Regions from separate parts of the Mus musculus genome. Here regions 2 and 3 are each linked to region 1. The links are chromatin loops, found by intact Hi-C in ENCODE. Cell type or tissue: heart. All regions are shown on one strand. Region 1 overlaps Gm39127 (a long non-coding RNA gene). Region 2 overlaps Efnb2 (ephrin B2). Region 3 has its middle 3.2 kb from the start of Efnb2.

Region 1 (2,500 bases):
TTTTGAAGAAACGTGAGAGTTGAAAATTGAATCTGAAATCGTAACCCGGGAGAGGCCTTACTGTGCAGCTGCACCTTTAAGGACATGGTAAGATCTGGTCGGCTTGCAGAAGTTTCTGTGGCAAATGCCACTGCATACAAACTCTGTGCACCGGCGTTCATTTGCTCAACCCTCACGGTTGTGCATTTTTGCATGATAGTTTCCCGAGCTTACAGCAAGGGTCAGCTGAGATTTGTCCTGGGGAGAGAGAAGTCAAGGCGCCAGTCGATTGTCTCTGTGAACCGCTCAGAACAATGCGATGCTTCTGGACTGGTCAGTAGAGAACCAGCCCTTCACACTCTGGGTTCATGTTCAGAATTTCACATAGACAGCTTTTCTATCCAGAAGTACTTCACTACTCAGGTAAAACCTGATTATTTGTGAACACTATATTATTGTATAAAAGAGACCTCTGTGCTGACCTACACCAGGGGATAGTGAACCAGTGGCTCCTTCTAAGGTATGTTATATTTGATTAGTTTAATATTCCATAATATTTCATCTGTCCTTCATATTTTTGGTGGCTTATGAAACAATACTCTCTAGATTTCACTGCAAGTGGAAAGTTGGCTTGGAAACTCTCTATCCAATTATTCCCGTATACATTTGAAAACAAATCTTTTTTACTTTTTTGGAAGTTTTTACAGGAGTCGATAAAAATAGGAAACTTCAGGTTTCAGATGTTTTATTGCATTTTTGTGGCATAATAACAGCTTCATTAAAAATAACTCCACAGTACAATGTAGACGTTGTGAGGCGCTTAAACACTCGCGCCACCGGCTTTCTCTGCAAAATGTCGTGTCAGGGAAGCTGTGCTGGTTTGTAGTTTATATTTCATTCTGCTGGTTTTTTGTAAGGTATTGGGTTACCACCCCCTACTGCATGGTCGTACAGGCAGAAGAGGCTGCCAGTTGTATGCTGCGGAGTATGGAGGCTCTGGACACTTCCTAGCTGAGACATCCTTGTACCAAGATGCTGGAGTCAGCTTCCCTCATGGGAAGGGCTAAGCTCACTCTTGGGACAGCTCTTTTCTGTAGTGTCCTGTTTGGTTGCTGGAAGGAAATGTTGTGGGGGTAAGGACGAGCCTTTCTCCTCTGAGTTTGGAAAATGATTTTAAGATGATGAGTGTGTGGGGAGGAGCCAAAAAGGCATCTGATCCATTGGGTTTTTGTTAGTCCACTATCCTTTCCAGCTCCCCCCCCACTCCCCCCGCCCAACTGTGCTCAAATGTCTCTGGCCATGGGAAACTCAGTTTCCAAAGGCAGTACCTTCTGTCTGGACACAGCCTTGGCACTGGAGTTCTTCTTGATGTGGGGCTGAGATCTGGCTTAGCTCAGCTTCCACCCATTGTTCTTAGCTGTGTGCCTGTGGTTCATGAGAGCGCTTTTCCTACTCCACAACAATTCGGCTCACAGAAGGAAGGCAGTAAGACAGAGCAGGAGGGTGAAGCTGGGGAGACAAAGCAAGTCTCTTTGACCCTTGGTCTCCTTTGCTGTGAAATGGTGATTGTGGGCCTGACCTGACCATTCAGGGTTCTGGGGAGTTGGGAAGGTATGGTCAGAGCACAGCCCAGCAAAGTACAGAAAGCCAGCAGCACAGGACCTTCTGCATCTTTACCTATGGTCTGGCTCTGTATACTCATCCATTCTTGTCTGTTGAAGCTTGGGGCTCTCCACTTCTTTCTCTCTCGTTAGCTTTGTCTTACCTCGCACATCTCCTATCTTTTCTTAGAGGTGTTGTCTGCTACAGAATGTGGGAGCTTCTCCCCTAGACCTAACCACTGAACGGAGCTTGGTTCTCTTAAAAAGAAAGCACAAATTGGGGCTGACTTACAAGTTCAGAGGTTTAGTCCATTATCATGATGGGAAGCATGGTGGCGTGCAGGCAGATGAGGCATTGAAAAGGGAGCAGAGAGTTCTACATCTGGACCTGAAGGCAGCAGGAAGAGAGAATCACACTGGGGCTGGCTTGACTATTTGTGAAACCTCGAAACCAGTGACACACTTTCTCGGACAAAGCCACACCTCCCAGTTGTGCCATTCTCTGATAACCAAGGATCCAAATCACTGAGCCTATGGGGGACCATTCCTATTCAAATAATCACATTCCACTCCCTGGCTCTCAAAGGCTTGTAGAAATATCATAATGCAGAAATGCATTTAGTCCAACTTCAAAAGTCCCCATAGTCTATAATAGTCTCAACATTGTTCAAAAGTCCAAAGTTCAAAGTCTTTTCTGAGATTCATGGCAGTCTCTTAACTATAACCATCTGTAAAATCAAAATGAAAAAGCAGATCACATACTTGTAACATACAATGGCGCAGGATATACATGCCAATTCCAAAAGGGAGGGAAAGAAAGATACGAGGAAATACTAGACCAAGGCAAGACTGAAAACCAGCCGGGCAAACTCTAAACTCTGCACCTCCATGTCTGATGTCAAAGTGCTCTTCAGGTTTCC
Region 2 (2,500 bases), 78 kb before region 1:
ATTCAGTATTATGTGTGGAAAAACATTGCATGGGAAAAGCACAGTGCTCTGTAAATTAACTAGTATGTATGTGTGACTTATAGAATTAAAAAAAAAAACCAGACATAAATTAATACTGGAAGGAAATATTCAAGGGTGTAATTTCTTTTAGAATCCTCTGCCAGTGTAGAGTTGCTAAGCCCAAGTGAAACTACTACCCATCAAAACCACAACAAGCAGGCACCGCTTTATTCCGGCTAAGACACTACAGTGGGGAGGGGGTTCTACTGAAATGTTAATTAGAAATGGTTGCCAGGCTTTGCAACTCTTTCCAGAACTTAAAAATAGTTGAAAAGTGACCTAAACAGCGCCCACATCTTCAGATACAATGTGACTAATCTGACAGGGCAGCCACATAATCTTTGAGTACACAGAACTTCTGATTATTACATAAACTCTCCAGGATGGGATGGCAGGCAATGTGATTAAAGTAGTTATGGAGACTCCAGTTTACAAAGGATTCTCTGGGCTCTACAAGCAAGCAGCTGCTGCATGCTCCCTGTGTCGACCACCTGCTAAAAAGGCTGACCCCAGAATGAAACAAATCTAATTACCAATGCCTGTTTCATGACAAGTGACTTGTTCATGCAAAGTAAGGTAAAGCTTCCAAGCGTCTGGCTACCTACCTGCCACATTTTACCTACAGAAACTTTTCTCTGAAAAAGTGAACAAGGGAGGCGATGCCAGGCACTAAAAACTAAAAGGCTCTTTTGTGTTACTCTTCCGAGGAAGAAGTCTTTCTGATCTCACAGACAGCATTCAGCCACAGGCTTTCCAAAGACTTCCAGCCATCCTCAAGAAAATTCTAAGACATTTTATTGTGGAGGCCAGGGAGTAATCACACAACTGCACGGTACAGGGAGGCCTGCTCCTCCAAAACCCAGGGCCCTAGCAGCTCTCTATACATCTGTGGCCACAGCTCGGAAAACTATCCTGTTGAAGATCAAATCCCTCCCTAACATAACAGGTTTCAAATCAAAGACATGATTCTCCAAGTGCTACGTGCACTTGGTGGCAGTGCTGTTTAAACAAATCAGTATTTCTAATCCTTCCGTCTGCACACCCAAGTATAGTGGTCACTATGAACAGAAAAGATGGTTATGTTACTCAGAAGGGGTTTAATGGGAATTTCTTTAAATTAGACTTAAATATAAATATTAAATCTAGGCAGTGGGGGGGGGGGGGGAGACTCGGCCTCCCCAAAAGAGGCTGTGAGTGAAAGTGCAAAGTGGAGAGAGGGAGGCAGCCCAGGGAAGGGATGGGGGGATGGGCGCGCTCATAGCTAGCATTCGGCAGGGAAGGGTGACCTCTGTAGGCACCGCGAGCGTCAGCAGCAGCTACCACCAGGGCCCCAGTCCGAATGGCAAAGGCTGCAGCGCTCAGATCCCAGCCAGGCGCCTTCGGGCACCACCAGGTGCCTGTAGATCCCGTGTGGATGCAAAGATACCACGCCAGGAGAGCAAATGCAACACCTTGCTTTAAAAAACAAAACAAAACGAAAAAATTCTTTAACAGATCAAGACTACGTTAGAGGGGGGCCGCAGTAAGTTTAAAACAAGGGCCTCCTGGCAGCAGGCAAAAAAAAAAAAAATGTTTTGAGTCATTTACAACTATAGATTTTTTTGCCCTTTCGAAGGGAAACGTGTTTGGTCAATTATGTTGCTGAATTTGAAATTTACCACTTTCAAGAGAGTAGGTACAATTCTTTGCTTATGTGGTAATTTCAAAAACAATTCGTTCACCTCTACTCTGAAGCCGTGCACCGCACGCTCAACTCCAATTAGGCCATTGATTTTGCTTCTAATCTGAAAGGTCTGACTCCAACCAGGAGCCAGCCGCGTCTCCACGCTCTCCTAGGGCTGAGTCCAGAATTCCGCACAGCACTTTCTGGCGGTGGTTGGGAAATGAGGTAAGAAGCAGCACCCAGGCACGGTTACTGGGGCCATGGCTGCGTATTCCAAGGGATGGCTAGCATTTTCGAAACAAGGAGCGCACTCAGGGAGACCAGACCTGAAAGTTAGTCTCAGGCCTGGTTTTCTCCCGACTGTGCGCTTTGCTAAAAGCAAGTCTGACTCCCGATTCCCCAAGTGCAAAGGCTGCAGCGTTGACTGGGTAGGGCCCTGAAGGCGTCGTTAAAATTAAGCCACCTAAGTGGACCGCGCCGCACTGGACCTAGACCACCAGTTCCGACGCGAAGGGAGAGGCCGACATGCAGAGAGCTCGCCGCCTGAGCTCTCTGGCTGAGCCATCGAGCTCCCCGCGCACATTCGGGCTAGCAAGAAGGCGCCGAGGTATCCCGGCTCAGGGACGCCCCGGGCCCAGCTCCCTTCCTCTAAGGGACGCTCCACCACCCCAGACTCTCAGTTCTTGTCGCCTTCTCGCTGGGCCCCGGCCCGTGGCTCCCGCGCTCCTCGCAAGCGCAGCATCTCTCGGAGCCCGCCAATGTGTGTCTGTAGCCCCG
Region 3 (2,500 bases), 73 kb before region 1:
GGTTCCTAAAGCTAAGGATGCTTCTCAGTCAATAGACTTGGGAATTTTAAAAGTACAATGTATTACAAAATATAAATGATTTCTTACAGAGTGGCAGCAAAGCTGAAATTTCACAAAGAACAATCTATTAGCCAGCAAAAATGTACGACACACCAGGCTTCTAAGCCAATGCTAACCAGTTTGGTCCTCAGACTGTTCTGCAACTTGACCACACTAACAGCTCCAAATCGTTCATTTGCAGGGAAAGCGCGATCACATTCTTTAGGAACGGGTTGCAGTCAACTGGCTCTCGTTCAACCTTTTCCTTTATGTATTAATGGAAAAACAGTATGCTTCAAATGCAGTAATGGTACTATATTTGTTTACTGTCACCAGCATAGGTAGTAGAAAATGAAGCCTTTTTCCTAATGTGAACTGAGAGGTCTAGAGGCCCACCCAACAACCTGTGTGAGGTATTGTGGTGGGCAAATCCAAGTAGGTAACTGGCCTTCCTCTAAACAAAGTCTCTGCTCTAGGAACTGATTACGTACTTGGATAGGAACATGCAAAGTCAAATGCCATTGCTTGTAAGCTACAAATGGAACCACTGAGGGCAATACCTAGGTTAAAGGGAGAGCTCCATGCTATAAAAGGCCCAAGAGAACTTAGAGCCAACCAGTCCCAAGTTTAAGTCCTTATCAGGCAATTAATCCCAAGTGAACAGTCATTTACCCTAAGAGAACCAAGGACCACCCACATGTAAAGAAACATCTTTTATTCTAATCCTGCAGGTACTGAGATATTGAACAAGATATGATTGTATGAAATGGCTGGGTCATCAACATGCACTGCTCTTTAATTTACTGGTTTCAAAGTTTAAGTGTGAAAAATACAATCATTTCCACATCCTCCAATCAGTCGTCTGAGGATTGGAGAAGGAGCCATGTTCTTTTCAAATAGTGCTGGTCAATCCAACAATGTCTGGAGTGTCAAAGTGGCACCTCCACATTATTTTGCAGAGCACTCTAATACAAAGCAAAACAAAACAAGCACTGGGAGTTGCTTTAACAGATAGGGCTGAGGGGCTCTGACACTGGAATCCTCTGGACTCTGGCCTGCTCTGGGGCTATTTCAAAAACCACTTTCTCCAGTAATTTCACTATACGCCATACAAGGAGAGTGACCCAACTGTGCCAAACAGATGGCAACTGGCTACAAATGTATGTATGGTGCCATGCATTCGCCAGTGCAAACCTACATTATGGTGACAGCATCCTTCACCAGGACAACTCAATTCTAAAACCATCAACATACACTTCACAGATGGCAAGGTAAAAAAGGCTTACTGCTGGGGAACACCCATCTGCATACCTCACCTTTAAACCTAATAGCAAGTATTTACAATACTTTTGGAGCAGGTGATTTTAGCCCCATCTTCGGCATCTCTCAGGGCAATAATGCAAAGTATAGTGAAAGCTCTAGGTGAAAAGCAACTGAACTGAAGACAACTGTAATACCAGAAGCTTGAGTTACTAGCAGAATGGGATGTTCAATAACAAACTGAGGATCCTAAATAAAGCATGACTCAGACATTAAGTGAAATGGTACTAGACTCTGTGTTTATCCTTCTTAAACTTATGAGAAATATAAAGCCACTGACTTACAGTACATTTATAGTATATTGAAGAAAAATGGCCATACACACACACACACACACACACACACACACACACACACACACACACACAGAGGCAGGTGGGCACACAAGCAGACGCACGCACGCACACACAAGCTAGAGACATATGCCAGTACAATTAACTGACCAGGTCATAATTAAGAACAGCAACAAGCTCATTTACTACATCCTAAGTGAAACTAAAGTCCTCGTGTAGGGTTCCCTTCCCCTATTTGAAGCATGAAAGAGTCCTCACACCAAGCTAATTTAAAGGCTTAGTTTATACAGTTGAGATTTCTGCAAACTCCACAATATTAATGGCAATAACTACAAAATTTAAATACTATAATAAAAATAAACAGTCAATGATTCTATAACGCATCAAGAATTTCAAGTAACTCAAGAATTAACAAAACTGAATTAAAGGCATATTTATATTTAGTAAGTTAGGGAACATCTGAACTGCTAAGAGTGGGAAAGATTAGCTTTTATAATATGCATACAAAAGCAATGGAACAAATGAAGAAACAAGCTACTACATTAGAAGTAAAAGGTGGGTGCATATTATTGACAATGACATCTTCTTTCCTGTAGTCTGGCACTCGACAGTAATCAGTTACTAAGCCCAGGAACAATCCAGTATATCTCCGAGTCTCCAACACCAGACACTCCATCACCTAGCAACTGTGATTTCTTTTCACATGTGGCAGAAGAAACTGAGTGACAGAGTAAAGGCACGAAAAGGCTGATCTCAAGTATTTGGAGCCCAGGCTACTCTTCAAGTAGTGCTTAGAACACTAGCAGAGCAAAAGCAACTTTTAAATAACATGTCCAAACCTTGAATGT

The links. Peaks named below come from ENCODE experiments on the same cell type or tissue, not always from the same donor. Only the 100,000 strongest peaks of a DNase experiment are listed, where the experiment ranks them.
Region 2: a loop joins it to region 1, with 4 times the contacts of the local background. A loop is called at or near these places in 4 of 42 quality-filtered maps.
Region 3: it touches region 1 in a loop (10-fold over the local background); 4 of 42 quality-filtered maps call a loop at or near these places.

Annotation. Positions count from the first base shown.
Region 1 is chr8:8,736,125-8,738,624 of GRCm38, forward strand. The region is part of intron 2 of Gm39127 (a long non-coding RNA gene); the gene reads left to right. Among named protein-coding and RNA genes, the nearest start is that of Gm39127, 14 kb to the left of the region's middle. In heart, no CTCF peak of the experiment used is centred here; a DNase peak (open chromatin) is centred at 1,387.
Region 2 is chr8:8,657,658-8,660,157 of GRCm38, forward strand. All of the region lies in intron 1 of Efnb2 (ephrin B2), which reads right to left. Among named protein-coding and RNA genes, the nearest start is that of Efnb2, 2.3 kb to the right of the region's middle. In heart, a CTCF peak has its summit at 1,387; DNase peaks (open chromatin) are centred at 1,354 and 2,084; H3K4me3 peaks cover 2,500 bases; H3K27ac peaks cover 2,409 bases.
Region 3 is chr8:8,663,157-8,665,656 of GRCm38, forward strand. No RefSeq gene overlaps it. Among named protein-coding and RNA genes, the nearest start is that of Efnb2, 3.2 kb to the left of the region's middle. In heart, no CTCF peak of the experiment used is centred here; no DNase peak of the experiment used is centred here.